Regions from separate parts of the Homo sapiens genome. Here regions 2, 3 and 4 are each linked to region 1. Evidence: chromatin loops called from intact Hi-C (ENCODE). Cell type or tissue: IMR-90. All regions are shown on one strand. Each heading gives the region's core, and the rest is flanking DNA. Links, peaks and the distances in the headings are about the cores only.

What was found. A loop is a pair of places that touch in the nucleus more often than their neighbours do. Peaks named below come from ENCODE experiments on the same cell type or tissue, not always from the same donor. Only the 100,000 strongest peaks of a DNase experiment are listed, where the experiment ranks them.
Region 2: it touches region 1 in a loop (5-fold over the local background); 88 of 110 quality-filtered maps call a loop at or near these places.
Region 3: a loop joins it to region 1, with 6 times the contacts of the local background. A loop is called at or near these places in 71 of 110 quality-filtered maps.
Region 4: it touches region 1 in a loop (2.9-fold over the local background); 2 of 110 quality-filtered maps call a loop at or near these places.

Annotation. Positions count from the first base shown.
Region 1 is chr2:42,092,857-42,100,676 of GRCh38, forward strand. LOC105374531 (a long non-coding RNA gene) reads right to left here and starts at 4,937. Exons shown (of 2, transcript XR_940001.1): 1 at 4,761-4,937. RefSeq lists enhancers at 6,106-6,425, 6,616-6,675 and a silencer at 6,796-6,885. In IMR-90, for the core only: a CTCF peak has its summit at 3,248 (motif pointing right); a DNase peak (open chromatin) is centred at 3,255.
Region 2 is chr2:42,236,864-42,244,683 of GRCh38, forward strand. All of the region lies in intron 1 of EML4 (EMAP like 4), which reads left to right. Among named protein-coding and RNA genes, the nearest start is that of EML4-AS1, 71 kb to the left of the region's middle. In IMR-90, for the core only: no CTCF peak of the experiment used is centred there; no DNase peak of the experiment used is centred there.
Region 3 is chr2:42,192,671-42,200,490 of GRCh38, forward strand. All of the region lies in intron 1 of EML4 (EMAP like 4), which reads left to right. Among named protein-coding and RNA genes, the nearest start is that of EML4-AS1, 26 kb to the left of the region's middle. RefSeq lists an enhancer at 2,969-3,113 and a cis regulatory region at 3,035-3,048. In IMR-90, for the core only: a CTCF peak has its summit at 4,219 (motif pointing left); a DNase peak (open chromatin) is centred at 3,061; H3K27ac peaks cover 357 bases.
Region 4 is chr2:42,294,596-42,302,415 of GRCh38, forward strand. It overlaps EML4 (EMAP like 4), which reads left to right. Exons shown (of 23, transcript NM_019063.5): 12 at 530-664; 13 at 786-921; 14 at 6,646-6,797. Among named protein-coding and RNA genes, the nearest start is that of COX7A2L, 63 kb to the right of the region's middle. In IMR-90, for the core only: no CTCF peak of the experiment used is centred there; a DNase peak (open chromatin) is centred at 3,766.

The sequences.
Region 1 (7,820 bases), core at 1,318-5,317:
GATAAAGATTTTAAAAGACAAACATATCATTTTTAAGTGGCAGCAAGTATCAAGAAAGAAATTAGGAAATTGCAACAGAGAATGACATGGGGGACAATTTTAGATTAAGTAGTTAGAGGAGGCTTCTCTGGACAGGAGACACTTAAACTGAGTCTTAGAGATAAGAACAAGCAGACCTATGGCAAGCAAAGGCAAGAGCCTCCCAGGCAGAAGGAATCACATCTACAAAGGTTCAGAAGCAGCAAAGAGTTTGGCACATTTTGAGGAATTAAGAAATCAATATGATTAAAGCATAGTGACCATGTGGGTGCTAGGTAAGCATGGAGTTAATAGGCAAGGTCTAAATCAGGGACCTCAATCCTGGCTGTACTTTAGAATCTACCAAGGAATATATCAAAAATATCAGTGCCCCAGGTCCATCCGAGAGCAATTAAATCAGAATGTTTAGGTGTGAAACTCAACCTCTGATAATCTTTGAAATAGTCCTAGGTGATTCTAATATGCAGCAAGGGTTGAAGACCACGGATCTTGAGGCTGCCAGAGCCTCGTAGGAGTCTGAGTTTTATTGAGGAGTTCAGATTTGAGTTAAAGTGTAATAAAAAGCCATTGAGGCCAGGTGCAGGTGGCTTATGCCTGTAATCCCAGCACTCTGGGAGCCTGAGGCAGGTGGATCACCCAAGGTCAGGAGTTCAAGACCAGCCTGACCAAACATAGTGAAACCCTATCTCTACTAAAAATACAAAATTAGCCAGGTGTGGTGGTGCATGCCTGTAATCCCAGCTACTTGGGAGGCTAAGGCAGGAGAATCACTTCAACTCAGGAGGCAGAGGTTGCAGTTAGCTGAGATCGCGCCATTGCACTCCAGCCTGGGCAACAAAAGCGAAACTCCATCTCGAAAAAAAAAAAAAGCCATTGAAGGGATTTAAGCACAGAAGAGATACCATGTTTTAAAAGGATCTCTCTTGGCTGCTGTGAGAAGGATGGATTGGAGGAGTTCTGTGGTGGAAGCAAAGAGATGAGCTGGGAAGTTAATCAACTTGTCTAGACAACAGGTGAAAATGGAGGCTTGGACTAGGGTGTGGCTATAAGAAGAATACTAGGAAACATGATTGGATGAGTAGAGCGGAGCCAGATCACAAATACTCTACAATATCAGATTGAGGAAATTAGGCTTTGTCCTGCGGGTATCAGGAGAAGTGGGATATTTAAGTATCACGAGTTGGGATTACATCCAGATGCAAGTCATAGAAAACAACTTGCAGTGGCTTAAACAAAGGTTTATTTTTCTTACATAAACAAGGAATCTAGAAGTAGTATCATTTGTTCAGTTGCTCAAGGTCAAGAGCAGCATCTTGGTTATTCCCTGATGGTTGCAAAATGGCTGCTGCAGCTCCTCTGTAAACAAATTCATGGCAGTAAGGAAGGAGAACAGGTGGCACCAGCCACCTCATCAGATTGGAAGATATACAAGTTTCTTTTAACAGGCATTGGCACATGTTTCTAGAGACCACATCCACCATTTTCACTGGTTGTAACTATGACTCCCTTTCCTAAAGGGAGAGCAGACAAGAAAAGATTTAGCTTTTTCTAGACACTATCATGCAGGGAAGCAAAAACTGCTAGAATTCTGAGCTGATGAATAACATCCTCAAAGAGGTGTTTTAGGAGGGTACAGCCCAGGGGACAATAGAAAAAGTGGAAAGAGAAGAACTAGCAAACCAAGCACATTAAGAGGCAATTGATGAAGTAAATAGGATGAAGATCTGAATTGAAATGAAGACAGCAGAAATTAAAAAGGGCTTAGCTGAAGGGATGTGTCTACTCACAGCTATAGGCCTAGAGATGTTTTTCTGTGCTTTCTTGTAAATGTGTATAACTTTTGCAAAGATAGAGAAATGTATATAAGTAGATGTGCATTTCTGTAAATTCATGTTCCTCTGTGTCCATAACTGTGTCATTTATTTAGCAAATATTTATTGAGCCCCTCCCTTTGTACAAGGCAGCATGCCAGGCACTATGGGGGAACACTAACATCGGTCAACCACAAATTCTACCCTCAAGGAGATTACAGACCAGAAAAGGAGAAAACACGCATCCCCAAAGAGCCAAAATGCAAGTTAGTAAAATGACAAATATCATAAAGTTATGAAAGTTCAGAAGAGAAAGTCATTCCCTTAGCTGGTAGAAGGTTCATCTGAGTTGCTACAGGCTTGCACCTGCAGAAGGTGGCATCTGAGCTAGGTCTTCTTTTGTTTTGTTTTATTTTGTTTTTGAGAAGGAGTCTTGCTCTGTTGTCCAGACTGGAGTGCAATGGCGTAATCTCAGCTCACTGCAACCTCCGCCTCCCAGGTTCAAGTGATTTTCTCCTGCTTCAGCCTCCAGAGTAGCTGGGATTACAGGTCCCCGCCACCAGGCCCAGCTAATTTTTGTATTTTTAGTGGAGACAGGGTTTCACCATGTTGGTCAGGCCGATCTTGAGCTCCTGACCTCAGATGATCCACCCGCCTCGGCCTCCCAAAGTGCTGGGATTACAGGTGTGAGCTACCGCGCCCAGCCTGAGCTAGGTCTTAAAGAATTAATAGGCCAGGTGCAGTGGCTCATGCCTGTAATCCCAGCATTTTAGGAGCCCGAGACAGGCAGATGGCTTGAGTCCAGGAGTTTGAGACCAGCCTGGGCAACATGGTGAAACTCCATGTCTACGAAAAAAAAATTAGCCAGGCATGCTGGCATGCACCTGTGGTCCCAGCTACTCAAGAGGCTGAGATGGGAGGATTACTTGAGCCTGGGAGGCAGAGATTGCAGTGAGCCTTGATCGCACCACTGCACTCCAGTCTGGGCGACAGAGTGAGACCCTGTCTCAAAATAAATAACTAAATAAAAATAAAAAGAATTAATAGAATGGGGGGGAGGAATGTAGGAAGGGGGCAAGTGACAACACAGCATTCTTGTCTAATTGGCTAGAAAGGGTGGTGAAAAATAAGCCTGGAAGAAGTAGATCCAAAGAACTGCATCTTCTTTTACAGACTAGCAAGTATTTACTGGACTCCTACTAAGGTGGAGGTACTATGCTGGAGCCTACATTTCTACATTTGTGTTTCTATGTTTTCACATATGTGTGCCTGTTTGTGAACAAGTATATGTTTTACTCTGTGTACACAGCTGTGTCTCCCTTTGTATGTTTTAGTTGGCATCTTAATGTGTACATTTACACAAAACTTTGTGTGTATGTGCCTACATATGCCCAGCAGGTGGCGCCCAAAATCATAACTAGCAAGGAAAATTTTACCATTGTATTCCCATACCCAGCACCATCTCTAACAAATTGAAGATAATAAATATGTATAGAATGAGTTGATGAAATGCTAACATGCCCCATGGAAGAAATGGGGGAAGGAGAGAAGTTCAGAGAGGCTGACCCATCAGCAAAGACCCCCACAAAGGGTCTGTTGGATTCATGGTCACACTCATAGAAGTCACAGAGGGGTCAGCAGGGGGATGTATGATAAAACAATAAAACGTATTGTTTGCTATCACCCCTAAGGCTTCTCCTCCTCATAATGGGGCATCTAACCCTGATCCTTTCCTTCAGCTCACTTTTATTTAGTGCCTAGTGAGTACTAGGACCTATGGGAAACACCACCTCTGCCCTGTAGGAGTTTACAATCTACGAAGAGAAATAAAGCTTATTAAGAAAATAATAATAACAGAGCTGGGCACAGTGGCTCACACCTGTAATCCCAGCACTTTGGGAGGCCAAGGAAGGAGGATCACTTGAGCTTAGGAGTTCAAGGCCGGCCTGGGCAAATGGCAAAATCCCATCTCTATAAAAAATTTAAAAATTAGCTGGGTGTGGTGGCACACGCCTGTAGTCCCAGCTACTAGGGAGGCTGAGGTGGGGGGATCACTTGAGCGTGGGAGGTAGAGGCTGCAGTGAGCCATGAGCGTGCCACTGCACCCCAGCCTGGGCAACAGAGTGAGACCCTGTCTCAAATAAATAAATAACAACCAATACAACCCTCTCTGCCTACTGCTGAGGAAGTTCCATCGCACCCCGTATGAGAAGTGCTCTGTTAAGGACAGAGCCATGGAGCCAGAGGAGGGTCCAATTGATCTTCTTAAGGACCTTTTGATCCAGAGGTCTCTGCCCAGTGCACATCTGGCCCTGGCACCTCCTCCCTAACCCTTTCCCACCCTGGCTCCTCCTCCCTAACCCTTCCCCACCCTGACTGCTTCCTAACCCCTCCCCACCCTGGCACCCTTCCATAGCCTGTCCAGGAGAAAGAAGGCCTCTGATTGCCCACAGTGACTCCTGCTCTGGTCATTTCACACAAGAACATAGATAGCACCATCAATATTCTCTTTGCTCACTTCACAGGGGAACTGAAACTTAGTTTTGTAGGAAAAACCTTGAACGAACAAAGATCTAGTAAATGGGACCAATTTCAGGTCGCTGCGCACTATGAGGGCTGGCAATGCCAAACATGCTAAAAGGCTGAGTTGTCATCATGGCTGGTTCTGGCTGCTCAGTCCTCCCCATTGCCTCGGTCCTTTCTCCGCGCTTCCAGCAGCACTTGGTGACGGATATATGATGCCACTGCCGGTCAAGGCTTCCCCATGAACCTCTGAGGAAATCCACATACCTCAGTCTGGCACTCAGGGCTCTCTGCAAAGTGGACCTCACCTCCTGCTCCAGCCACTTCTCCCATTATTCCTCTGTACCCACCTGCACCCCACACTCTCAGCTCCCCAGATATACTCACACTTTCTCTCCCCTGCACCTTTGCTGAGGCGGCTCCTTTTCCCTGGAAGGTCCTCCTTTCCCATCTCCACCTGACAAATGACCACCGCCTTTCAAGGCCCACTTCAAATGCCACCTCCTTCCTCATGCCTTTCATGCTCCACCCCAACCCAGTGTAGCCTCTCCCTCCTCTCTTGGCAATTGTCATCCTCAGCTTCATTATTTTAATGTTTATTATTCAAATACCAGATCCTTCTATTAGACGCTAAGCACTGCAAGGGAAAAATCTGTTTCTTATTCACCCAGCATCCAGCAACCCATCTGACATGGAGTAGATGCTCAAAACATGCAGAGCAGCCAGGCGCAGTGGCTCACGCCTGTAATCCCAGCACTTTGGGAGTCCAAAGCCAGCGGACCACCTGAGGTCAGGAGTTTGAGACCAGCCTGGCCAACATAGTGAAACCCTATCTTTACTGAAAATAAAAAAAAATTAGCCAGGCATAGTGGTGGGCACCTGTAATCCCAGCCACTCAGGAGGCTGAGGCAGGAGAATCGCATGAACCTGGGAGGCAGAGGTTACAGGGAGCTGAGATCGCGCCACTTCACTCCAGCCTGGGTGACAGAATGAGACTCCATCTCAAAAAACAAAAAACAAAAACAACTTTCAGAGGTGCTACAGCTAAGTCTGCTGTGAATGTGGACAGCTGTACTTCAATGCTACAAGACACAGGAGCAATGAACCGTGAGCTTCAAAGGGTCCACACACTGATGCTCTTTCCATGACAAGATAAAAATAAGGCCACACTGAGACCTACCAGGTGCCAAGTACCTCCTGGCCCTAACTCCCCCCACCCCCACCAGGCTCCTGGCCTCCTCAATCCTCAAGGACTGACCACCTAGAAAATCTCTCTCCTTCCCTTCCCTCTCCTCTGCCATGCCTTTCCTTCCCCTTCTCTTCTTTCCTCTGCTGTTCCTTAAAGCCCTGGGGCTTCTGCCCCCAGAACCCTGAGGGGAAAGTCAAAGGGCTGAGGGAGCCCACCCGCTTCTGAGCAGTGCAATGAGGAAGTGATGATCAGAGGTCACTGTCTTGGTCAGTTCCTGTTTCTGAAGCAAAGATGCCAAAATCTGTTCCTTTTTCTTGTGAAAAAATATTGGGGTTTTGACTTTCAAAATTCCCGGAACCAATGCTGTCACTGTGAGTTGGCTGCGTTTCTGTCTGCCTGTGTCTGTGTGAAAGGTCTGCCAGGGCCTCCTAGGCCTGCTCCTTGTGGAGGAGTGTCCAGAGGCAATGTTGGAAGTGACATCTCATTCCCTGACGCTCCTGAGTCCCACAGACGCCCATCAGGCCGGTCTGAGGAGGGGCAAGTGCATCAGGACAGACCTGGCTCGGGTCTCCTATTTCCTCCCAGGGCCTGGCAGAGGACTTGCTCTGAAGGGAGCCCCTCCCCAGGCCTAGATCAGGCTACTTGGAAGTCCCTGAAGTGGTGGAAACTTCAGCAGGCCACTCGGGCTCAGGTGATGTGGGCTAAGTTGGGAAACTCCATCTCTGTTCTGCTTCCGAGCTTGAAGCCATCCTACCCTGGAGGCAGGCAGACAAAGCCACCACCATGCTTGCCCCCAGCCTTGGGCCAGGGCATACCTCCCAAGCCCTGGTTTTATTTGAAATGGCTGGACAACACCACTTCATGTAGAGATCATGGATCCATCCACCTTGTGGAGCCCTAAGCTGAGAAATGAGGTACACCAGCATGGGGAGCAGAGGTGGGGGGATGGTGGGCTACAGAAACAGGTGCAAAGCAACTAAGCCAAACTCAGAGCCTCAAGCCAGGGTAAGAGAGAGAGAGTGGGGGTTGGCATTGAAGTTAGTATCAAGGTGTGCAGTTCAGAGTGGTCTTGGGGAAGCGGTGGTGCTAGACCCTCTGGACTGGGCCCACCTCGGAATGGCAGGTAAGAAAGGGCAGGGCAGGGTCTGGGTAGCAAGTTCTCTGTGTATGCAGGAAGCAAAGATGAGAGCTTTCTAGCAAGTTTCACATCTGGCCTGTGTTTCCTCTGGTCTCTGCTTTCATTTATACTGTCCCCACCCAATTCCTTCCTCTTTCTCTCATTCATTCAACAAACAGGTGGTGCATTTACTGTAAGGCAAGCACAATTCTAGACAGCAGGTTTGGATGTGTATCCCCTCTAAATCTCATAATGAATCGTAATCCCCATTGTTGGAGGTGGGAAGGTGTCTTGGTCATGGGGGTGGGTCCTGCATGGCTTGGTGCTCTCCTCACCATAGTGAGTTCTCACGAGATCTGGTCATTTAAAAGTATGTGGCACCTCTCCCCCCATGCTCTCTCTTGCTCCTCCTCTGGCCATGTGAGATGACAGCTTCCTCCTTTGCCCTCCACCATGATTGAAAGCTCCCTGAGGCTTCACCAGAAGCTGAGCAGATGACAGCACCATGCTTCCTGTAAAGCCTGCAGAAACATGAGCCAATTAAACCTCTCTTCTTTATAAATTGCTTAGTCTCGGGTATTTCCTTATAGCAACGGGAAACTGGCCTAAGACAGTAGGTCCACAAAGTTAATAAAAGATTTAGCCAATCTCTGCCCTTATAGAGCTATTGTCAAGCTGGGGAGATAAGTTCACAAGCAAATATTCATGATCCAGTGTGAAAAGTGCGATCACGTGGCCGTGGAAGCAGATGGAAGGAGTAGAAGTTGCGGGGATCAAGGAATAATTCATAGAGAATAGACGCCATTGGAGCTGGAAACCAGAGAAGGGCAGGAGGGTGTCAGTACAGCAGTCTGCAGCGGGAAGGGTTTAGGGGTGCAGGGCAGATGGTAACGCCTCTCAAACGCCACTCTTGACTGGATCTGACATCCTAGTGGAGACTGATGGAGGAAAGAGATCATGGATCCATCAATCAGTCCCTGTTCCAAGTGCCAGGGGCCACCTTCCTAGCAGATGTTATAGGGGACCCAATCTAAGACCCTCAATTCACCTTCCCCTCTTCCACTTCCCCAGCCAAATCATGTTTTTGCTTGTGTCCGGGGGAAGCTGGGAGCTTTCTCAAGCTAACCCAACCCCCAGGTTT
Region 2 (7,820 bases), core at 2,385-6,384, 150 kb after region 1:
AGATAGTATTTTGGATGGTTTCAATTTTCCTTTCCAAGATTATTAATGAGGTGCTTGAGTCTCATTTTATGTTTGTTGACCATTTATGTTTCCTTTTCTATGAGGTGTTTAGAAAGACTGGCAAAACCTTTGACTAACTATAGAATTGTTTGTAGTCTCAACCTCCCTGGTCTCAGGTCATCCTCCCACCTCAGCCTCCTAAGTAGCTGGGACTACAGGTGTGCCACCATGTCTGGCTAATTTTTGTATTTTTTGTAGAGACAGGGATGCCATGTTGCCCAGGCTGGTCTCGAACTCCTGAACTCAAGCAGTCCTCCTCCCTCGGCCTCCTAAAGTGCTGGGATTGTGGGCATGAGCTACCATGCCCAGTCTGGATACTAATTTTTATCATTTATTATGTGTTACAGCTATCTTTCCCATGTGTATGGATTACTTTCTCTCTTTATTATGTCTTTTGGAGACCAAACATCTGAATTCCATTGTAGTTAAGTATCAGTATTTTATGGTTTTTTTGGTGTCTTTTTTGGACCTTCCTGTTTGTAGGATATGAAGACATTTGCAGTTATTTTCTAAAGATTTTATGATTTTGCCTTTAATTCTTTAATCTTCTTGGATTTTATTTTTGTGTGTGGTGGAGATATGGGCTTTAATATATGGTTCACCCTTGAATAACATGGGGGTTTGGGGTGCCAACTCCCTCCCTCTCCCGCTCAGTCAAAAATCCACGTATACTTTTGCTTCCCCAAAAACCTGACTACTGATAGCCTACTATTGACCAGAAGCTTTACTGGTAACAAGTTGATTCACATATTTTTGTGTATTACATATATTATATGCTGTACTCTTATAATAAAGTAAGCTAGAGTAAAGAAAATGTTATTAAGAAAGTCATAAGGAAAATTCATTTACTATTCATTAAATCAAAATGGATCGTCATAAGACCTTCCTCTTCGTCATCTCAACTACTCAACATGAGTTGAGTAGGTTGAGGAGGAAGAGGAGAGGTTGGCTTGCATTTTCCTGTTAAGTACTTAAGTATGAATAAGTTTTAAAAAGTGATTACTTATTGGTAGCATATAAGTTCAGAGTCAGGAATGATGGTTATGCCAAAAAACAACCAGTTGTCCATGTGGGTGTCTGAAATAGTGACACCTTTGTTTTCTGATAGTTCAGTATACACTTTATTTCATGCACAAAATTATTTTTTAAATACTGTATAAAATTACCTTCGGGACATGTATGTAAGATGTAAGTGGAACATAAATGAATTTTGTAGTTAGACTTGGATCCCCTCCACAAGATATCTCATTATGTATATGCAGATATTCCAAAATCTGAAAAATTTGAGACCTGAAACACTTCTGGTACCAAGCAATTCAGATAAGGGATACTCAACCTGTAATATGTTTTTAAAATAGAAGAGGTCCTCATTTTAGAGACTTCTCATATAAACAGTTCAAAAAGCTTAGTTATTCAATGTACCATAATATAGGAAATTAGATTGGAAAGGGAGCATTGCTATGGATAGGCATAGCTAATCCCAACTGCAAAGAGGTAAGGGGAAAAGTAGAAAGAAAGATTAGAAAACCAAAAATGTGGTCTGGTGCAGTGGCTCATGCCTGTAATTCCAGCACTTTGGGAGGCTGAGAGGGGAGGATTGCTTGAGGATGGGAATTCAAGACCAGCTTGGGCAATATTGTGAGACCCATCTCTACAAAAAAGAAAATTAAAAATGTAATTTTGTTTTTATTTTTTTATTTTTTATTTTTTTGGCAATAGGGTCTTACTCTTTTGCCCAGGCTGGAGTGCAAGGGTGCAGTTATAGCTCACTGCAGCCTTGAACTGGGCTCAGACAATTCTACTGCCTCAGCCCCTGAATTACAAGCATGTGCCACCACACCTGGCTAACTTTTAAAAAATTGTTATTTATTTGTTTTAAAGACAGGGTCTTGCTCTGTCACGCAGACTTGAGTGCAGTGGCACAGTCATGCCTTACTGCAGCCGTGACCTCTTAGGCTCAAGTGATCCTCCTGCCTCAGGACTGGGACTATAGGTGTGTGCTGCCACCCCCTGGCTAATTTTTTTTGTAGAGACAGGGTCACCCTAGGTTGCCCAGGCTGGTCTTGAACTCCTCGGCTCACGCAATCATCCTGCCTCAACGTCTCAAAAGTGCTGAATTATAGGCCTGAGCCATGGTTCTCAATTATTTAATTAGAAGTATAATAGCCTCTAGGGCATCATTTCACCACAGTGCTTGCAGCGTAGTAATTAATATTCTAAATGAAGACTGAGTCACCAAGAAGTGGTTACATTATGATGGTGTGCCCCCACTAAGAAAACAAGACAGTAAGTATTCTGTTTTAGAAAGATATAAAATCGGTAAAATCCAAAGGTACTAGAATGTGTAGGCATGTCTTATTCTGATATGATACTGGATTGCCAACTTTTGGATATTTATAATGAAACACAATATACTTACCTTTGCAAAGGTGACACATTTCTCAACAGTTCAGAAAAAAATTAACTGTGATTCAGTGTAATAAAAGCATAATGAATAGCTATCATTGTATTCTTTAAACTGTAATATTTCAAACTTTATAAAGTTTACGAAGTCACATGTAGATTTCCTTGTATTTCTAAAAAGAGACTGACTCATGCCGGTAAATAGATCAGACTGATAGTGAGAGGTTTCTGGATCTCCGTTTTCTCTTCATTCTTTACTTTTTTTCTTAATGAGTTCAAAAATGCTTGAGAATTCATTTGTATTTCATATTTTAACCTTCAAAGCTGGAAACTATTTTGAGAAGGGGCAACAATTTTTAAAAACCAGGGGGCAATTAGAAAAAATGTTTAAAGGGAGGGGATTACCATTTTTAGCTTATACTCCTACTCTATAATAAAGGCGGCGGGGGGTGGGGTGTAAGGAAAATGATCTAATCTACTTGATCAAGAAAAGGGAATGTTAATAGCCCTCAGAAAATATATTCATTTACTGAACAGTTATATCCCTTAGTTTATTGTGAATGAGAATGGGGGCATCTTAGAGATTGGGAGGGAAAAAAAATAAGAGCAAAGTTTTCAAAATGGAAAGAACAAGAGCAATGCATAATATAGTCATCAGAGGAAGGAACTCTGACTCGTTTGCTGTGTGGCCATGGGTAACTCACCTGATGTCTCAGAGTCTTAGTTTACTTATTTATAAAATGATGAGAGGGGTTGTTGGACTTCAAGATAGTGTCTGTTCTTGTTTTAGTAATCTATGATAGAAATTTAAGTTATTTGCATTCTCCTTTGCTATGTTCCTTATAACACTGGAACACTGTAACTGGAGGAAACTTGTTTTAAGAAGTTAAGCTTCAGAAGCAATGCATTTTACCTTAAAGGGCATAAATTAATACACATTTTTATTGTGAAATTCGAATAATACAGGAATACATACACTAAAAAGCAAAAATTTATTTTTATTTCCTCTTTTCTAATCTTACCTTCCTAGCCAGAGGTAACCCAGTTACCAGTTTGATGTGTGTACTTCACAACTTCTTTCTGTGTACATTATATATACATATGTGTGTGTGTATATGTGTGTTTTTTGTGTTAATTTTTTAAAAGTGTGTTTTGGTGTGTGTCTATCAATTATTCAGTACATATTGTTTTGCAGTTTGCTTATCCACTTAAGTCATCTTGTAGATTTTTCAAATTTTTAGCTTATGCTCCTACTCTGTTATTTTAAATTATTCCATGATATTCTATGGTATGGACATATTACAGCTTATTTAACCTCATCCTTAGACTTCAGGTCATTTCTAATTTTGTGGCAATAATAAACAGTGCAATAAAGAACATCACTATAGGATAGCAACTTACTGAAAGCATCCTGTATTGCCATGCCATGCATTATTTCATCTAATCATCCCAAGCCTGATGTAAGTACCAGTTCACATGAGTAAATTACACGTGAAGAAAGCAGTCACAGAGTTGGTAAATAGCAAACAGATGGCCGGGCGTGGTGGCTCACACCTGTAATCCCAGCACTTTGGGAGGCCAAGGCAGGCAGATAGATCCCTTGAGGTCAGGAGTTTGAGACCAGCCTGACCAACATGGCAAAACTCCATATCTACAAAAAAATAAAAGTTAGCTGGGTGTGGTGGCATGCGCCTCTGTAATCTCCCAGCTACTCCGAGCCTCAGCTAATAGAATCTGAGGCAGGAGAATCTCTTGAACCCATGAGGCGGAGGTTGCAGTGAGATTGCACCACTGCACTCCAGCCTGGTCGACAGAGTGAGTCTCAAAGAAAAAAAAAAAGCAAACAGATAGATGTATTTAGTCAGTGTAATACCAGAGTTAATGCACTATTCTACCACAGCTTTTATTGAATTCTCAAAGAAATTCATGCCCCTGAAAGGGTTAAGAGCCAGGATTTTAGACAGGAAGGAATTAGAGCTGTGAGGAACTCTGGTGATAACTACTATGCTCTGTTACATTGCCATTGCTTGTTGCCTTGGCTATAGTGACCCTGTAATTGATCATCCAAGTCAGGGAACTTGAGAGTGAAAGAGGGGGCATTATGATAATATTTATACTGAGATAGGAGACATACTTGTTCTGGAGAAACTGAGATACTTGAACATGTTAACCCTAACATAGGCCATCATCACCTTTCACATGGGTTACTGCAACAGCCTCCTGTCTGTTCTTGTGTTTACTCTTATCCTGTTCCAATCTATTTTCACACAGCGACCAAAATGATCTTCCTGAAACAAAAAACGGATTAAATCACTCAGTAGTTTAAGCCCCTTGCGTGGCTTTGTGAAAGGATGTATTTGTTTGGTCCTCATGTGATTATTGTTAGAATGCAGCATAGAATAAAATAAAAGGCACATAAGGTGAGAGTCAAAAGACTTGTCTTTGAGTCTGAGATACCTAGATTAGTTTGGTGACCTTGAGCAAGTTATTTAGTTTGAGCTATTTCCTCCAGTGTAAAATATAGATTGTGTGTGTATGTGTGTGTGTCGGGGGGGGGAAGCTGAGGTAATAAATATGAAAGGCACAATATAAATGCAGGCAATTGTTAACTTTGTATATGTTATGCCCTTTGAAAAATTGTTCTTGTGTCTCACAGTGTCTATCAGGGTTTGGTAGGAATTTTACAAGCTGAACCACCTTTCTTGTCACTATCCAAGTTTCACACAACTTAAACACCTTAGTCATTTTTTAAAAAATCAAAGTTTGTAAAAGTTTGCTGAAGGTAAGTTACCAAGCTGGTACTAAAACCTAGCACCCTAACCTTGGCATTATAGCCTGATGATCTAGTAGTTCAGCTGCCTTCCCAGAATAATTAAGCAGGTTATATGTTTACAAAAATCATATAAGCATTTTATCTGTGGTCATAATATAAAGATATAGCTCATCTTTCATGAATTGAGAACATTTTAGAAAAATATATCCATATAGTTTACTGACTTAATCGCGGCCTTTGGTTTACAAATAATGGCTTGCAAAAAGTGAATTTATTACGTTACATAATTAGCTGGGAGGAATATTGGAGCAGCTCTCAGAATTGAAGGGCCAAGGCTTCAGAGAGTATAACTGGAACACAAGGTAGTTAGAACCACCTTTATTTTTGACAGTCCTAGGGTGACATCCTGGTAGCTGGAGAACCAAGGTGGATGGGCTATAACTCTACCTCTGGGAAATTCAAGAGGGCTTCATTTGGCCTATCCTGTATCTCATGACTACTACTCCTGTGGTAGTATTAGACTGAGCCATATTAACTAACTCACTTCCTTCCTCCCTCCCTCTCTCCTTTCCTCCCTCCCTTCCTTCCCTTTTTTCTCTTTTCTTTTCTTTCCTTTTCTTTTCTCTTCTCTTCTCGTCTCGTCTCGTCTCTTCTTTTTTTCTCTTTTCTTTTTTCTTTTCTTTCTGATAGGGTCTTCCTCTGTCACCCAGGTTTAAGTGCAGTGGTGTAATTAAAACTCACTGAATCCTTGAATTAAACCCATCTTTGACTGGGTTTAAGTGAGCCTCCCATTTCACTTTTCTGAGTAGCTGGGACTACAAACACGTGCCACCATGCCCAGCTAATTTTTTCCATTTTTGTAGACATGGGTTCTCACTACGTTGCCCAGGCTGGTCTCGAACTCCTGGGATCAAGCGATCCGCCCACCTTGGCCTCCCTAAGTGCTAGGATTACAGTCGTGACCTGCCTTGTCCAGCTGAAATTTCTAGTAGTAATATTTATACAACTGAAAAGGTCATTTTATATGGTTCAGTCTCATAGTATGGGGCGCAGAGGGTAAAGTGAAGCATCATAGATTGACAGCTCTACTAGGACCAAGAAATATGGTGGAGTTTCACAAAAGACAAGAGTGGCTATTCTTCCTGTGAGAAGAAGGAGAATAGGAAAGAATTTTGGGTAGAAAGAATAGTGACCATAGTCTAACATACTTACAAAGAATATAGATCAGCTAGAATTCAGCTAGACCACCGTGGAAGTGAAAAATACTTAAAATATAAAAATTTCTAAGGCGAGAGACTGAATTGTTCTTATCATTCCTTAAGCATCTCAGAGTTGGACACATGTGCCTTTAAGTAACAAATGTGCTCAAAGTTTTCAAATTGTAACTTTTGTACTTTGTACATATCCTAGGCACACCCTCCTTAAAACAATCCTATTTAAAGGTGAAGAAATTAATGCTCAAAGAACTTGCCTAAGATTATGTAACTAGTTAATATGGAACCAGAATTTGAAGTCTAGATTAAAGATGAAACCCAACTTTTCCTTCAATATCTACGTCTCAAAGATAAGACTGTCAGTGAAATACCAGTAAAGACAGAAGAGAGTACATGTGTATGCATGGGAGGTCTGGTGGTGTATATCATCTTAAATATGAAATATGAATATTGTTTACTGTTCCATAATGTAATGGTGATAGCTTTGGTTTTTTAAATGTTGTGGTGGTGGTTTTAAACTTTGAATTAAATTAAGTTCCATAGCATATTATCTCAGTGTGAGAAAAAAACAGTACATTCTGCCTTATTGTCTGAATGACTGAAACAGTCATTTAAATGATCTCAGTGTGGTCCAAACAGCTCTTACATTAGAATCTAAAACTTGCCCTCAGTGTAAGCCAACGGTGTTTTTAACAGTTAGTTATTTCCCTGAATTTTCCTGCTTATACTGAATGAACCAATAGCAATTAATGTTTTTTTTGTTTTTTGTTTTTTGTTTTTGTTTTTTGTTTTTTTTTTTTTTTTGAGACGGGGTCTTGCTCTGTTGCCAGGCTGGAGTGCAGTGGCGTGATCTCGGCTCACTGCAACCTTTGCCTCCTGGGTTCAAGCAATTCTCCTGCCTCAGCCTCCCAAGTAGCTGGGACTACAGGCACACGCCACCAAGCCCGGCTAATTTTTTGTATTTTAATAGAGACTGGATTTCACCTTGTTGGCCAGGATGGTCTCGATCTCCTGACCTCATGATCTGCCCTCCTCAGCCTCCCAAAGTGCTGGGATTACAGGCATGAGCCACCGCGCCCAGCCAGCAATTGATGTTTCTATATGTTTGGATTCTTATTGACCCAACAAATACAGTAGTATAGTCTAAAGTTACATAACTTTGCAAGTCCTTTGTAATTGCTGTGGTATAGCTAAGCCTTATTTGAATAGTCTTTCTCTTGTTGCTGTTACATACCTAAGGCAAATATTAAGTATTTACTTCATAAAAACCTTTTTTTAAGAGAGGTTGTGGTGTTAGGTGGAGAGAAGGAGCAGCAAAAGGTCTTTTGTTAATTACATAGCAATACCGAGTTCTGTGGGGTGTGGGAGAG
Region 3 (7,820 bases), core at 2,023-6,022, 100 kb after region 1:
TGAGCATCATTTGTAAACCCCAGACATTAAAGCATGAAGGATTTTGCTAGAATAACTGGCTCCCACTAGGATTCAAAAACCCAGAAAAACAGTGATAAATGAAGCAGTTGCTCTTCTCTGAGTCTTCAGAGCAACTGATTCCAGTATCATGATTTTCACTTTTCTGTGGTCCTTATCTAGAGACCCTGAGATTCTTGGTGCATCTGCAGAAAGCATTTAGGGTTTTGCTAATCTGGAGGAGTGATTGGTGAAACTCAACAGTCATGAAACTGCTTTGCAGACTCTGAGGTAGTATAGTGTATGTCAGGGAGGTGGTGGAAACTGACATGTTTGGCTGGTTGGCTCCACTTAGCCAAACCTTAGTCTTTAGCTGCAGTACAATATGTTTCATAGTAAAGAACAGTCATATACCACATATGAGGGTATTTCCATAAGATTTTAATACTGTATTTTACTGTACCTTTTCTGTGCTTACATACCATTGTGTTACCATTGCCTACAGTATTCAGTGCAGTAGTATTCTGTACAAGTTTATAGCCTAGGAGCAATAGGTTATACCGTATAGCCTAGGTCTGTAGTAGGCTATACCATCTAGGTTTGTGTAAGTACATTCTGTGATTTTGCACAATGAAATTGCCTGTGATGCATTTCTCAGAACTGACACATGTCTGTACTGCAAAACGTGCATGCAGTTTATTCTGCTGAAGGAAAAATTAGTAGAAGCTGGTTTTTAGATGAACGATAAAAAGAGTAAAAGCATTTAGAATGGTGTCTGCTGTGTGATTGTTTAGACTGACAGTGGAAAATTTCTTAGCAAAGAAGTTGCTGTTGCAATTTTATTTCTTAGGGCCAAACCCAATCTGATGCTATAATGAGAACTAAAATGATTTAAATTCCTTTAAGTTTTGACCTTTTTCATTGCTGAGATTTCTTAAAGGGACATTGTTGATATATTTTGCTTTTAAGTTTTCACTTTTGTCATCTATCTATTGAGTCATTATAGGCGTTCTTTTTTTTTTTTCCTTTTCTTAATGAAGTGGGGTCTTGGTATGTCACCTAGGCTGTTGTGCAGCAGCACAATCATGGCTCACTGCAGCCTTGACCTCCTGGGCTCAAGCAGTCTTCCTGCTTCAGACTCCTGGGTAGCTGGGACTACAGGCATGCACCACCATACCCAGCTAGTATCTTTATGTTTTGTAGAGACAGGATCTCACTATGTTGCCTGTACTGTCTGGAACTCCTGGGCTCAAGTGATCCTCTCCCTTTGGCCTCCCAGAGTGCTGGGATTACAGGCCTGAAACACTGTGCCTGACCTGCAGTCTTATTTTAAACTGTGTTAACATTACTTTATTGTGAAATAGTTGCAGAATTTCCCTTTTACCATTTTTAGGGTAATTCATGTTTGCTCATTTTAAATTTTATTAATCATTGTTTTTATAGCCTATATAAATATACACAAAAAGATAGTCATCATAAATTTTTAATGTGTAATGTTAATGGCTTATTTGAAATGGGATATCCTGTGGTGTTTGGTTAAGGAAATCAAGTCCTTTTAAATAAGATTAGGCAAAGTATATTTGTATATTTTTCAATTATTTTCTTTATATTTCTTTTCTTTTTTTTGTATCTAGTCCTGAATCCTAATCCAGATCTGTATTTTTCACTTCTCTCTCTCTCTTTTTTTTTTTTTTGCACTGGATAATTTATATCATTGTTGACTTGTACTATGGAAACAAATTTTTTGTCAGAAAATATTTTGTGAATATTTTCCCCTACATTGTGGCTTGCCTGGTTACTTTTTTAGTGATATCTTTTGATTGAGTAGGACTTTTTAATTTACCTTTTTTATTTCTTTTTTTTTTTTAGACAAGGTCTTGCCCTGTTGCCCAGGCTGGAGTGCAGTAGCTCATGTGATGCCCAACCTCCACCTCTTGGGCTCAAGCGATCCTCTCACCTCAGCCTCCCAAGTAGCTGGGACTACTGATGTGTACCACCATGTCTAGCTTATTTTTGTATTTTTTGTAGAGACGGTATTTTTACCATGTTGCCCAGTCTGGTCTCGAACTCCTGGGCTCGAGTGATCCACTTGTCTCAGCTCCTAAAGTGCTGGGATTACAGGAGTGAGCCACTGCTTGGCCAGGATCTTTAATCTTGATGGTCTGATTTATCATTTGTTCCTTAGGGCTTTGGCTTTTAGGTCTATGTTCTACCTTAGATTAATTTCTGTGTATGGTGTAAGATAAGAGTTAAAAGTTAATTTTTTTCTTACAAATATGCTTATAAATGCTAACAAACAACATTGTTTGGCAAAGACTTTGCTTTATTTCCAAATCAGGTAATCAGTATTATATTATAAAATTATTAGTTATTTCAAAGTAGTTGCATGGTTAGCTAGTTCATTGATTATAGAAGCTGTATTTTTTTAGGTCAGAATTATGGGTTTATACCTTCGGGATCCAGTTAACTTGGCCTTGTTTTGTGGCCATGGAATGTATTTCTCCTAAGTTGTTTTAGTCATTTGTTAGATTTGTTTCATTGCAAGTAAGAGGGTATATGATAACTTCATCATGCTACCAGATAAAACATTAGAGCATATGCCTTACACGACTATTAACTAATTTTATTTTGTGTGAGAGAGATTACATTATTACATTTTAAGGATACGGTATTCATAGTATTATAATGTTTAATGTATCATACTCAGTTTTTATGCCATACTAAAATAAGCAAAAATAAATTGATTTTAGTAAACATTAGAAATAATTTTTCAGAGTTTTGTATAGAGTGGGAAATGTAGATCTGACACTGTGAAATCCGTTTGTTAGGTTTTGTGGGTAAATAATGCTAAGTATAAAAATACAAGACATAGAAAAATTTAAAATGTACGTTTGCATATGCTTGTGCCAATATATAGACCATTCCATAAACCCAATCATTGGCTTACATTTCTGAGATACCAGCATTAAACATGAGTTATCTTTTAAGAGGCTGAATTTGAATTATATTACTCTGTTAGGATTTGTGCCAGCTTTTGGTTAATCATTATCTTGTTGATTATATTTGGTTCAAGATGACTCATTTTTCAAGGAGCTTTATTGCAACACTACATATTTACTACAGGAAGCCTGGATGGAAATGGAGCATCAGGTTATTGGAGATTTTTTTCTCCAATCTTTATTGTACCAAGTGTTATTAAAGTTAATTATTTTTCAATAACTGAATTCCCTGTGGAACCTAGTGCTTCATTAACCAACTGTAGGAGGATCATTTACTCCTTTTTCATGGCAGACAAATATATCTTTGATGATTGTTTAAATATTGGTCATACTTCTATACTATACATTGACCAGACTTAGATATAGTATTTTATTCTCATCAAATTGAGTATGGTCATTAACTGAGAATTTTGGAATCAGAGAGATTTGAGATTGAACCTTGTTTGTAAAATTTACTAGCTTTGGAAGCTTGTGCAAATACTTCTCTGAACCCTAGCGTTCATTCAGTCATTAATGAGTGAATTAATACATTCAGTCATTAATGAGTGAATTAATACATTCATTTATTAATGAATTTGGATAAAAATATTTACCTTGCAAGATCAGATTAAAAGGACATATAAAAGTATTAGCACTTAATATGTGCTTAATGATGATCACCATCTGTTGACGCTTGCTTATGGTATATATTGAGGTTAGGAGTGCCAATCATTTAGCCCTTCTGTCTCCAGGTTCTAAGAGATAAATAATGGACACAGCATCTGTTTCTAAAATTTAGACTGTCTGATAACAGCAGAATTTGAGACCATAACATGGATCTAAGGATAAATTGAGAGTCAGCTGCAATCACCAACAAATCTAGACTGTGAGACTATGATAAGAGTTCCGTCTGCCATGTCTGCTCTGACTACACTTAATCTGGCAGCTGGCGAGAAGATTAGAGGCTTACTTTATGTATCTAGTTATCAGCGAAACAAAGAGCTGGAGTGAGAAAGGGAAAGATGGCCTTGTTTTCTATGCAGTAACGTAATTTCCTTCTTGTTAAAAATAAGGTCCAAGGAAAGCTAAATCTAACCCACCAAATTAGTAACTTCCCTTCCCCCTCTGCCCATGCAGGAGTTTGTGGCTTGAGTTTGTGGAAGAGAGACTGGGAGAGTTTTCTGTAATACCTAATACAGTAACCACCCTGCCTCCACCCTGCCCTCTACTGTGGGAAAGAGAAGGGAAGTCTCATTCTTTATAATGGGAGATTAGTGTAAGAGTGCCCCCTACTTTGAAAAAGTAAATTTCACTTATGTTCAGTGTTTTTGTAGGCCCATAGAATAAATACAGTAGAAGAGCCCTGCAGAAATGAAAAGCCATGCTAGGAATCAAAGTAAATGTTGGTTTAAGGAAGTAAATTGTGTCTTTATTTATTTTTTGAGACAGGGTCGCACTCTGTCACCCAGGCTGAAGTGCAGTGGTGCGATCACTGCAGCCTTGACCTCCCAGGATCAGGTGATACCCCCATCTCAGATTCCCGAGTGGCTGGCACCACAGGCACGCACCACCACTCCTGGCTAATTTTCGTATTGTTTTGTAGAGATGGGGTTTTGCCATATTCCCAGGCTGGTCTCCAACTGTGAGGGCTCAAGTGATCCGCTTGCCTCAGCCTCCCAAAATACTGGGTTTACACGCATGAGCCACCACGCCCCATCTTTTAAACTTGTTAATAGAAAAATTGATGTTGGTAAAGAAAAAGAACCCCCCAAAAAGATAGATATAGGCAATAAAAATCACAAGTCATCTATTGGCAGGAGGTGATAAGAGTTCTGTTTGCAAAGATATATTTAAGACACCTGCTTAAATACTAGATTTTTTTTAAATGAAAATATCAGTAAATCCAAAACAATAGTCTTCAGAAAAAAAAAACAAAATGGTGTAAACTCAACATAAATTGTGAATCTGTTCTACAAATGAGTAATTTTAAATATCTGTGAAATATATATTGGTAGTGAATATTTTATCTTAAAAAGCAAAAATTTGAGAATGATCATTTATTGGCACTTCAGAAGAAACCAGTAAACGTGTAGCAAAATAGTGAATAAATGTCAGTTAAGCCAGTAAGTGTGTCATTAGCTATTGACAAAGATTACAGTTTTGGAAATAACTCCAGATGTGCTCCACCTCAAACCTTGTGTACTCCTTTAGCCAGGATTTATAAAATAGAATTAGAAGCATAATATATATGTTTGTAATTTGAAGCATAGGGTGGTGGTTAAGAATCTGGGCTCCAGAGTCACAGTGCCTACGTGTACATCCTGGCACCTGCAATTACTAGTTTGTAGCCTTGGACAAGTTATTTAATCTTTCTGTGTGCCCCATTTGTAAAGTGGTACTAATACAAGTACCTAGTTGATAGGGTTGCTTATCAGTGACTTTACTGGAATTACAGAGACCAGTTTGCTACAGGTTAGGTAGTAATGGAAAAAGAGAATGTCCAAACACCTGTAGCTTGCTCCTACCAGAACTTCTTAAGGGAGATAGAGGGAGTCTGACTTAAAATTGAATTTTTTTTTTCTTTTTTGGTTGGTAGAGATGTGAATATATATTTATCCTGAGGGAAAATGACCAGTGGATAGATCAGATGTGAGAGAGAATGGGCATGTATGATTGACCTAATGTCTCTAAAGAAAGTAATAGGGGAGACACTCTAAAGCACTGGGGGAAGGCTTGGTGTTTAACTCAAGAGGCACCTGTTTTAATGAGTTGGGAGGGGCTGGGTGTGGTGGCTAACACCTGTAATCCCAGCACTTTGGGAGGCCAAGGTGGGAGGATTGCTTGAGACCAGGAGTTCAAGCCTGGTCTTATGGGCAACATAGTGAGACTTCCATCTCTACAAAAAAAGAAGAAAAATTTTAAAAGGAAAAGGTGGTAAGGATGCTAATTTGGGGAGGAATATTTCTACCTGAAGTCTGCTATTTTCTCTTTGAAAGAGGAAGTGAGGACACATTCTGAGAAGTATGAGGTGGAGGTGGTGGAATTGAAAGCTGGAAGAGAGTTGTGAGGATTTGGAATAGTTATTGAGGCAATGGGAGTTGGAGTTCACTTGGAAAATGTAGAGAGACCAAGATGGGTTTGATGACCATGGGTTTTTGTGGTGGTTTCTGTTGTGTGTATGTATTCTCATTCCTTCCCTGTGTCTCTCTCTGCAGTACCCAGCAGCCATTGTGTAGAAACAGAAAAGCTGGGCAGTCAAAATGTTCTGGTATTGGTGGAGGCAGGACTTGACAAAGGAGAGTGGTTTGGGAAGACCCAGGGGCCAAAAGTTGAAAGTATTGCAGTGAGAGTGGTTGAAGTTATGTATCTTGGGGGTTTAGGCTGGAGAGGGAACACCTTGAAGCCAAGACAAGGTTGATAGGTGGGGAGAAAGTGGAAGAACATTAACACCAAAAGTTTCCATGAAGCTAAAGGGTGAAGTGTGATGGGGAATAGGAGTGAAAGAGACAAAGGATAAGGGCTTGGGGTTATGGGCCAAGATAATGAGTTTTAAGATTTCAGATGAGTAATTGTTGTGGGTAATAAAGCGAGTGGTTATAGAGGTGGATTATTCAATTGGGTAGTGGCTATCTCTTCACTCCTTAAGGAGGAGAGCAGCTAGGATGTTCACGTGGATTGGAATTTGCCCAGGCTAATGGTGGCTGAAAAGGTAAATTAGATAGTAAGATCAAAACTTATATGTAATTTGGAGAGTGACTGAGAAGTTGATTGATGATAATGATGAATAATTAGGTTAGTTGTTAGATCCTAGTTATAAGTAAAGGAGGAAGGTTTTGCAGGAGACTTTTGGAGTAATCATATGTGTGCTGCAATAGAAAGAAGACAGGACAATGCTGTTATCTCCCTGTTTTCTGTTGAGAGGTATAAGAGAAAGAATAGTTGCCGTTTTGACTCAGCTGGAATGGAAGTGGTGTCGTGTGGAAAAGTTGGTTTCAATTAGAGGCAAAAGGTAGACTGAGGTTCTGTAAAGGATCTAGAGAAGTTTATTTGAAAATAAGAAGCATTGCAAATGGCAGTAGTGAAAAAGGTTGGAAAAGAGGGTAACCTTTTGGGAGAGTGAGCGGGTAAGCAAGAGAAGGAACCGAAGCGTCACAGAAATCCGAGGCCATAAGTTACTAGTCAGATGGTAAATGTATCAGGGAAGTGAAAGTCATCTATGGGTTATTGTGGAATCATGGAAAGAGACCATTTGCTTTAAAGGATAAGTATATGGGGTATCATTTATGCCAGTCTTAAAAAACAATTTTGACATTGGATCATTCCTTAATGAGATGAACAGTGGCCGGGTAAATAAGGTTGCTGAGATTTAGAATAGAAATACCGGCCAGGCGCGGTGGCTGACGCTTGTAATCCCAGCACTTTGGGAGGCCAAGGCGGGCAGATCGCGAAGTCAGGAGATTGAGACCATCCTGGCTAACATGGTGAAACCCCATCTCTACTAAAAATACAAAAAAAAAAAAAAAAAAAAAATTAGCTGGACATGGTGGTGGGCACCTGTAGTCCCAGCTACTCGGGAGGCTGAGGCAGGAGAATGGTGTGAACCCGGGAGGCGGAGCTTGCAGTGAGCCGAGATTGGGCCACTGCACTCCAGCCTGGGCGACAGAACAAGACTACGCCTCAAAAAAAGAGGAATATCAGCACTGTGTAGACAAGGGGAAAAAGAAAGAATTTCAACAAAAATTATGGCCTTTGCTCCACATGTGACCTGTAAGCTGTAGAGAGCAGTCTTTTTTGAATTTGGCATAAATGCTTTTATGGACAAATGTTAATTTGAGGTTGTTAGGT
Region 4 (7,820 bases), core at 1,393-5,392, 200 kb after region 1:
TAAGGCAGGAGAACCACTTGAACTCCGGAGGCAGAGGTTGCCGTGAGCCAAGATCACTCCATTTGCACTCTAGCCTGGGTGACAGAGCAAGACTGTGTCTTAAAAAAAAAAAAAATTGTTGCGTGAATGAATGCTCCATAATAATAGTACAAAGAAAGATAAGACTTTCTTTTCTTTCTTTCAATACAAATAGCAGTGTCTTTAAGAAAGAATGTACATTGCTCTTAAATTCGACAGTTTTAAGTGTACTTTTCTGGCATGTGCAAGAAGTTAAAGGTATTCATATAAGTGTCTTTCTAATGCAGCGTTTTTATAAATAGCATAAAAGGTGATACGATAATACAAGGACATCAAATTTAAATCATCCCAAAAAATACATTATCAAAATTTTTCAGGAAAATTGTCTTAGAAGAAGAGGCATTTTCTCAAAATCTTGCCCTATCGTTAATTGTAAGTAGCAGTAATTGAATTGATACTTGAAGGAGATAAGGATATACATTCATCTAAAGCTTTATTTCCCTTTTCATAGACAACAAATGAAGTTGTTTTGGCTGTGGAGTTTCACCCAACAGATGCAAATACCATAATTACATGCGGTAAATCTCATATTTTCTTCTGGACCTGGAGCGGCAATTCACTAACAAGAAAACAGGGAATTTTTGGGGTAAGAATCAGATTGTTTTAATGTCATTAGGTGTATAAGACTTTAATTTTTTTAATTGTTTAATAAGCATCAAGTTGTCATGGCAAAAAGAAAACTGAAAATTTTTATTGTTTCCTTGTAGAAATATGAAAAGCCAAAATTTGTGCAGTGTTTAGCATTCTTGGGGAATGGAGATGTTCTTACTGGAGACTCAGGTGGAGTCATGCTTATATGGAGCAAAACTACTGTAGAGCCCACACCTGGGAAAGGACCTAAAGGTACAGTATTCTTATATTAAACTCATTTCTGGTAATTCTCACATAGTACTCTTTCAGTCCCATCTCTTAGACCAGGAGAGAAAGAGCTGCAGTGTAACAATATGAGCAAGTCACCAACATACCTTTTGTTTTCAGCATTCTTCATAATCTTTTTTTAATGAAATTATTTATCCAGTTATTTATTAAGCTTATATAACCCACATTTGACTATACTGAACCATTCCCTTTAGGAAGTTAATAATTAGAAAGAAATGATATGGATATATGTTAGTTTAAAAAGTATAAAGGCTCACTTTCCCCTGAGCTGGTTCTGGGATATCTGTTAGAGCAGAATGCATGGCCATGTGATAAAATGGAAGAGTGGAGAGAAAAGGAATAAACTCATAGTTCAATCCACTTCTCCTTTTTCTTTTCCTCACTGCAGCCCTTCTTCCCAACCTTAGTGTAGGGGTCCTTGGCATCCATTCAGCTTTACCTCAAATCAGTTTTCCTAAAAAACACAGATTTATTCTTAAGTTTTATTTGCACCCAAATATACAGGTCCTCTTTGCCCTTTTCTACGGTAAATGAAAAAATTAGAGGAAGGACATGGAAAATAACCTTTTTTAAACCCCATTTTTCGTTACTATTTAAGAATAATCAAACTTTGAAAAAAATGTCCAGAGTACCATGTACTTCCTTCAGAGTAGGAGGTTCTAAGAGAAAAATTGGAGACCTGGTTCTAAAACCAGTGGGCCAGGAGAAGAGAGAGATTCTTAGCAGCAACAGGTGGTAACAGTAGAAATAGAACTAGCTAGGTCAGCCAGTCCTCAATAATTCACCAAAAAAAAAGTAAGAAAGGAGGTAATGGGGAAATCACCCTGAGTTTTCTGAGACATTTCCCCTGGGGATTGGCAGGGCAACATGTCCTTTCTCTTGTTCATTCACCTCCCCTAAACACACTGGAACAACACCTTATACTTCTCTCTCTCTCTCTCTCTCTGGAGTCCTTGCATCAGACCATGAAAATCACCCTAAGTGATTTATGAATAAGGGAATCCCTGTTCGTGTGCTCAGAAAGACCCGATTTACATATCTGCCTTCCCCAATAAGCTTTCCCTGGGCTAGCACAGTGTCTGGCATTTGCTATTAGCTGTTTGAAAACTATTTGTCAAACATTAAGGAAATAACTTTCATCTTAACTTTGGGTGTCAATGTAGGAGTAAAAGTTGAGTAGTATTGATGAAAGCACTGTTTTCACCGAAATGTGGAATTTAAATTTCGCATTACTGTTTTCTTATGACTGCACAGAGTTTCATACTGTATTTTTTAGGACAGATATTCAGATGCTCCTTGACTTCTGGATGGCATTATATCCCGATAAATCTATCATAATGTCAAAAAATAATAAATTGAACCAACATAAGTTAGGCACTATCTGTACGAAATTAATGTTTTAATTAAATGTTTTTCAAATCCATTCACCTGAATGTCTAAGCTTGGCAGTTGAATTAGACCTATTAAGAAGTTTAAAACAAGAAGCCTTAAATTGTATTACCATTGACTCCTATCTCAATCATTGGCCATATATTCTTAGCCTCTTTCGTTCAGTTTAGGTTCAAAATTTACACACGAGAAGAATGGCAGTGGGTTGAGGGTTCTTAAAAAATAGAGTTACAACAACAATATATTATCAACTACTTTTCCCATTTATTTCTCTTTTCTTTTTTTCTTATTTTTCTTTCCTGGGCACATTTACTTAGTATCAGAAATGCCAGGAACAGCATAGTCTATTAAAACAGTGACTTTTAAATTGTTCACGAATCTCCAACACTGAGCAGAATTTGCGTATAAATATACCCTTTTGTTAGCCTTAATATTTGTGTTCAGGTTGGGGACAGGAAGAAGAGGTTCAGAGGTTTTTATTTTGGTCTTTGAAAAATTTGTGGCTCAACCTCTCTACATATGCACAAACAGGAAACAGGAAATCCAATCTTGTAAATTGCTGGGCACATGAAATGGCCTGTGTTGTACTTTGCCACATGACTAACCCTATTATGGGCAAAGTTGCTAAGAATTTGAGGTTTTCAATTGGCTGGGAAGAATTTGGTGAGCGCAGTGAAATAAATGGAAGTCCAGACCAGAGTAAGTGTCCACAGTTTCCATTTTTTAATTCTGGCCCCCAGATTTCAGTAGATCCAATTTACATATTCCCAACTATGACATTTCTGCACCTGTGGCAGTCTTACCAACCAAAATTTGAGTGTACTGTGACATCCTGTCTGATAAAAGGAGATTTTTTGGATGGCAGAAGTATAATTTCACAACTAATCCTTTTACTTTTGTAATAGGAGACAAACCAAAACTGTATTTTATGTCTTAAAAGTGCTTTTATATATTTTTTTCTTGTTTCCAAACCATTTCTTCCTTAAACATGAATTAATGTGAATCTTCAAAGTAATTAGTGTTTTCTGTTTCTTAAGTAGGTATGAGGTATTTGTTATTTATTTCCTACACATATGAAATAGATTGAAATTGTTCTTATGCAAAATAATTTGTAATCTTTTAAGTGGGTAAGTGGAAGTTGAGAGTATCTACAGAACCATTAAAATGTTCACCATTCTTAAGTCTTGCAAAGGAGCTAAGAAACACTGCCATTTTATGTGTTCTCCGAATAATCAAATGGGCCCAGTTGCTAAGAATACAACATAAATTTCAAAGTCTCCCTAATATTTTATTCTTTAAACAGGCACAGAAAGCCTTCCAAACATCTTTATTTGGCAGGCAGTGTAAACTTGCTTTTTATGGAAGCTTTGTGTCTGTTAGAGATGAGAAGAAAGGGTGAGGTTTGTGATTAAGTTTGGATGGACTTGACCATATGAGTAAGCCTGAAGGCAGAGTAGGTTTTTTTAATTCAAGGATAATTATTTTCCTTGGCAGGGATTTCAAACATTATTTGGCAACTGAAATATCAGAAATACAGGCCCATAAGAAAGACATCTTTGGCTATAAATTTGTTTTACAGGTAAATACTATATAAAGGAAACTTTGATAATTTGTTTAAATTAGAAACACTAAATTTTTTAAGCTAAGTCGATACTAGGTCCACCTCAGGAAATAACTTTCCTGGAGTGAGAAGGACTCACTGACTTGATCACTATATAGAGTATTTTTATTTCTGATGAAGCATTTTTTTCTTCATTTTTTTTTCCAGTTTTCCATCATTCTGGGAGGATTTTAAGTGTTTAACAAGGTTTTTGTCATGTTTAGAAATACGGAAAGCAGACTTAAGCATAGAAAAGCTTTATTTTCTTACATTCTGATAGAGAACTATGAAACTCCCACACCTTTGCTTTTTGTGTTTTCTTACATGATACCTTCAGGCTACTCTTGTTAGTTTGACCATGCACAGGGAAATAAGCCTAGAATTTGCTTTTCTCTATTTTTATTATCCAAATAAAGCCAGTAGTACTCTCAGAAAATTCTCATCTCTCAGGTGTCCTCCCTCTCGTGGTAACATCAGAACAGAGATAGATACTTATCTACCTATGCCAGTGAACACAGTTGTGTTGTTCAATTTTTAAGGTATTTTTAGATGATAAATATTGATGTAAGTGGAGACAGTTGACCTGAACAGCAAGTTTGTTGGAGTTCTACTTCCAGCTCTGCTGAATTGGGCAAGTTCTCCTCCAAATCAAGCAAGCCCTTTCCTGTCTCCCTGCCATATATACCCATCTGTTAAGTATTTGTACCACTAGCATACTCAAACTGAGACATAATTTTTTTTAGGATACCAAAGCCTTAGAAATTTTAGTCAATTTGTTAAGTATAATAGCAGCTCAAATAGATGAGTAAAAAAGAACAATCTCAGTAACAACTTCGATATATAATTCACATACCATGAAATCTACCCTGTTGAAGTATGCCTTTAAGTTCAGTGGTTTTTAGTATATTTACAAGGTTGTGCAGCCATCACCACTATCTGACCTAAGGACATTTTCATCACCCCAAAAAGAAAGCCTGTACCCATTAGTAGTCACTTTCTATTTCTCCCTCCCCTCAGCCCCTAGGTAACCACCAATTTCCTTTAGGTCTCTATAGATTTACTTGTTGATGACATTTCATATAAATGGAGTCATACAATGTGTGGTCTTTTATGACTTGCTTCTTTCACTTAGTTTTTTTTGTTTTGTTTTGTTTGTTTGTTTTTTGAGATGGAGTTTCACTCTTGTTGCCCAGGCTGGAGTGCAGTGGTGCGATTTCGGCTCACTGAACCTCCGCCTCCCAGGTTCAAGCGATTCTCCTGCCTCAGCCTCCCAAGTAGCTGGGATTACAGGCATGTGCCATCATGCCCGGCTAATTTTGTGTTTTTAGTAGAGAGGGTTTTGCCATGTTGGCCAGGTTGGTTTCAAACATCTGACCTCAGGTGATCCACCCACCTCGGCCTCCCAAAGTGCTGGGATTACAGGTGTGAGCCACAGTGCCCAGCCTTCACTTAGCATTATGTTTTTAAGATTCATCCATGTGGTGGTAGCATGTGTCAATACCTCATTCCTTTTTATGGCTGAGTAATATCACATTGTATAGACATACTGTGTTTTTAAAATCTATTCATCAGTTGAGGAACAGTTTTAGAAAATGAATAGTTGTTAAACCTGAATTTTTTCAAGAGGACTAAGGGCTGTTTATTGACTTACTTTGGCCATATTTCAATAAGGTTCTACCTTCCCATTTTGAACCTGGTAACTAATTCTGTAGGACATCATCTTCCAAAAAGCTTTACTCTTGCTCTGCTAGCCTATCTAGCTAAAGAGCTTCTCTGAGTAAGGCATTTATGAATACCAAAGAAAAAGGTATGAGTACTATCATCTTATTCTCACCCTTAAAAGGGGGCAAAATATAATTTAAAAAACCACATGTGTTTGCCTAAAAGACCTTTTATGTACCCCCTTGGTCTCTCCCTGGGTACTTAACAAAGTGTGCTATGGGTATACAAGAAAACTGGGCTGTTATTTAGCCATCACATTGGTACAGCTGAATCAATTTTTAAAATACTGAAATTATTCTCTGCTAGTAGGTCAAAAGCCATCACTGCAGGTATCCATTGCCTACCTTTGTCCCAATAACTTCTGTAGTGCCCCCATATCTCAGCAAATAAAGGGGAGTAATCCTTGGCACAGCAGAAGGCCTCTGGGTTAACAATGGTTGTAAAACGTTAAACGTTGTGACTGTTACCTCAGAAGGTCAACCAAAGATGTTTTTGCAAAGTTAAAGGAACATCAAGGTGGGAGACTTGAGCCTAGTCACAGCTTTGTTATTAGCTAACTATGTGGTATCCCCTAAGCTGCTCCTGTACCTCTTGTGTCTTGAGCTCTCATATCAGAAGAGTGACACCTACCCTAGCTACCATACAAGATGATTATGAGAGATAGTAAAGTTCTGAAACCTATACTATATCCCCTTTCGTCTGTGGAATTATCACTACTTTTGCTTTGGTTTTTTGTAGGAAAATATTTTGAAATATTTTCAGAGTAAATAAATATTGACAGAAATGCAAAAGATTGTATTATACCCTAAACTTTACTACCTGCTTTGCACAAAAGACTTGCTGAAAATAGGTTTTTGATTGAGTCATATGAACTTTCTGATTATTAACTCTAGTTCTACTGAAGTTTTCTTCCAAATAGACACTAAAATCTGAAGAAAAGTATTATCACTAGTGTTTTTATTTTTCCCTCATATTAGGTGTATATCAAATCAGCAAACAAATCAAAGCTCATGATGGCAGTGTGTTCACACTTTGTCAGATGAGAAATGGGATGTTATTAACTGGAGGAGGGAAAGACAGAAAAATAATTCTGTGGGATCATGATCTGAATCCTGAAAGAGAAATAGAGGTAAGGATGGAAACGGAATATAAAAATATTAAATACTCTAAACTCAGGTATTTTGTCCCACATTAAGATAACTTATACTTTTCTGGCAAACTTATTAAATTCTTATAATTTCATTTCCTTTCCTCAAGAAAGGAGTTTGTTGTTGCCTTTAAGATAACTTTTTTCAAAAAAAAAAGACCATTAAAATAATTTGAAAGACTATTTTTAAAGATTAGGCAGAATAATTTGCCTGTTAAAACCAGAGCAAATGTCACAAAGTTTAATTTTTCTTCTCTTTTTTGGTGATTTATATTTTGGATTTATGCTTAGTGTTTTTTTTTCTACGTGTAGCATTCTTTCCAGAGAAAATCTTCTGGAAAATCCTCTTAAAAAGAGGATCCTGATAGTACTGCTCTTGGATTTTATTTCCAGGAAGATAGATAATAAAGAGTTGCTTAATCACAACCTTCAGTTCATACTGAAAATGCAACTTCCATCACTGTTTTCTTCACAGATAACTCATATCCTTTGTTAATAAAAGCTATACAATCTAGTTCACTCCTTCCTTTCCCATTTCTAATGTAAATTTGGATTCCTCTTAGAGTTCAGTTATTTGTATTTTTAGGAGTAATTTTAGATCCCACTTGATAAAGTGGGATTTATAATTCCATTATTTCAGAATCATTCTTTGAGATTATTATTAAATGTATTAACACAGCATTCACTGAGATTGTTCCATGTATTGCATTAAATGAAATTGCTCTCCCAAGGAATCCTATTATTATAATACTTTATAATATATTGTTTTTTAATTTACAGAGAACTTCCACATTACATTTTTTTAATTGACACATTGTAATTGAACATATTTATGGGATACAATCTGATGTTTTGATGCAGATATGCTGTATAGTAATCCAGTCAGGGTAGTTAGTATGTCTGTTGCCTCATGCATTTATCATTTTTTTGTGGTGAGAATATTTTTATATTTTGATCCTTACAACAATCAAGAGTGGGTAGGGCATGTATTATTATCCTTATATT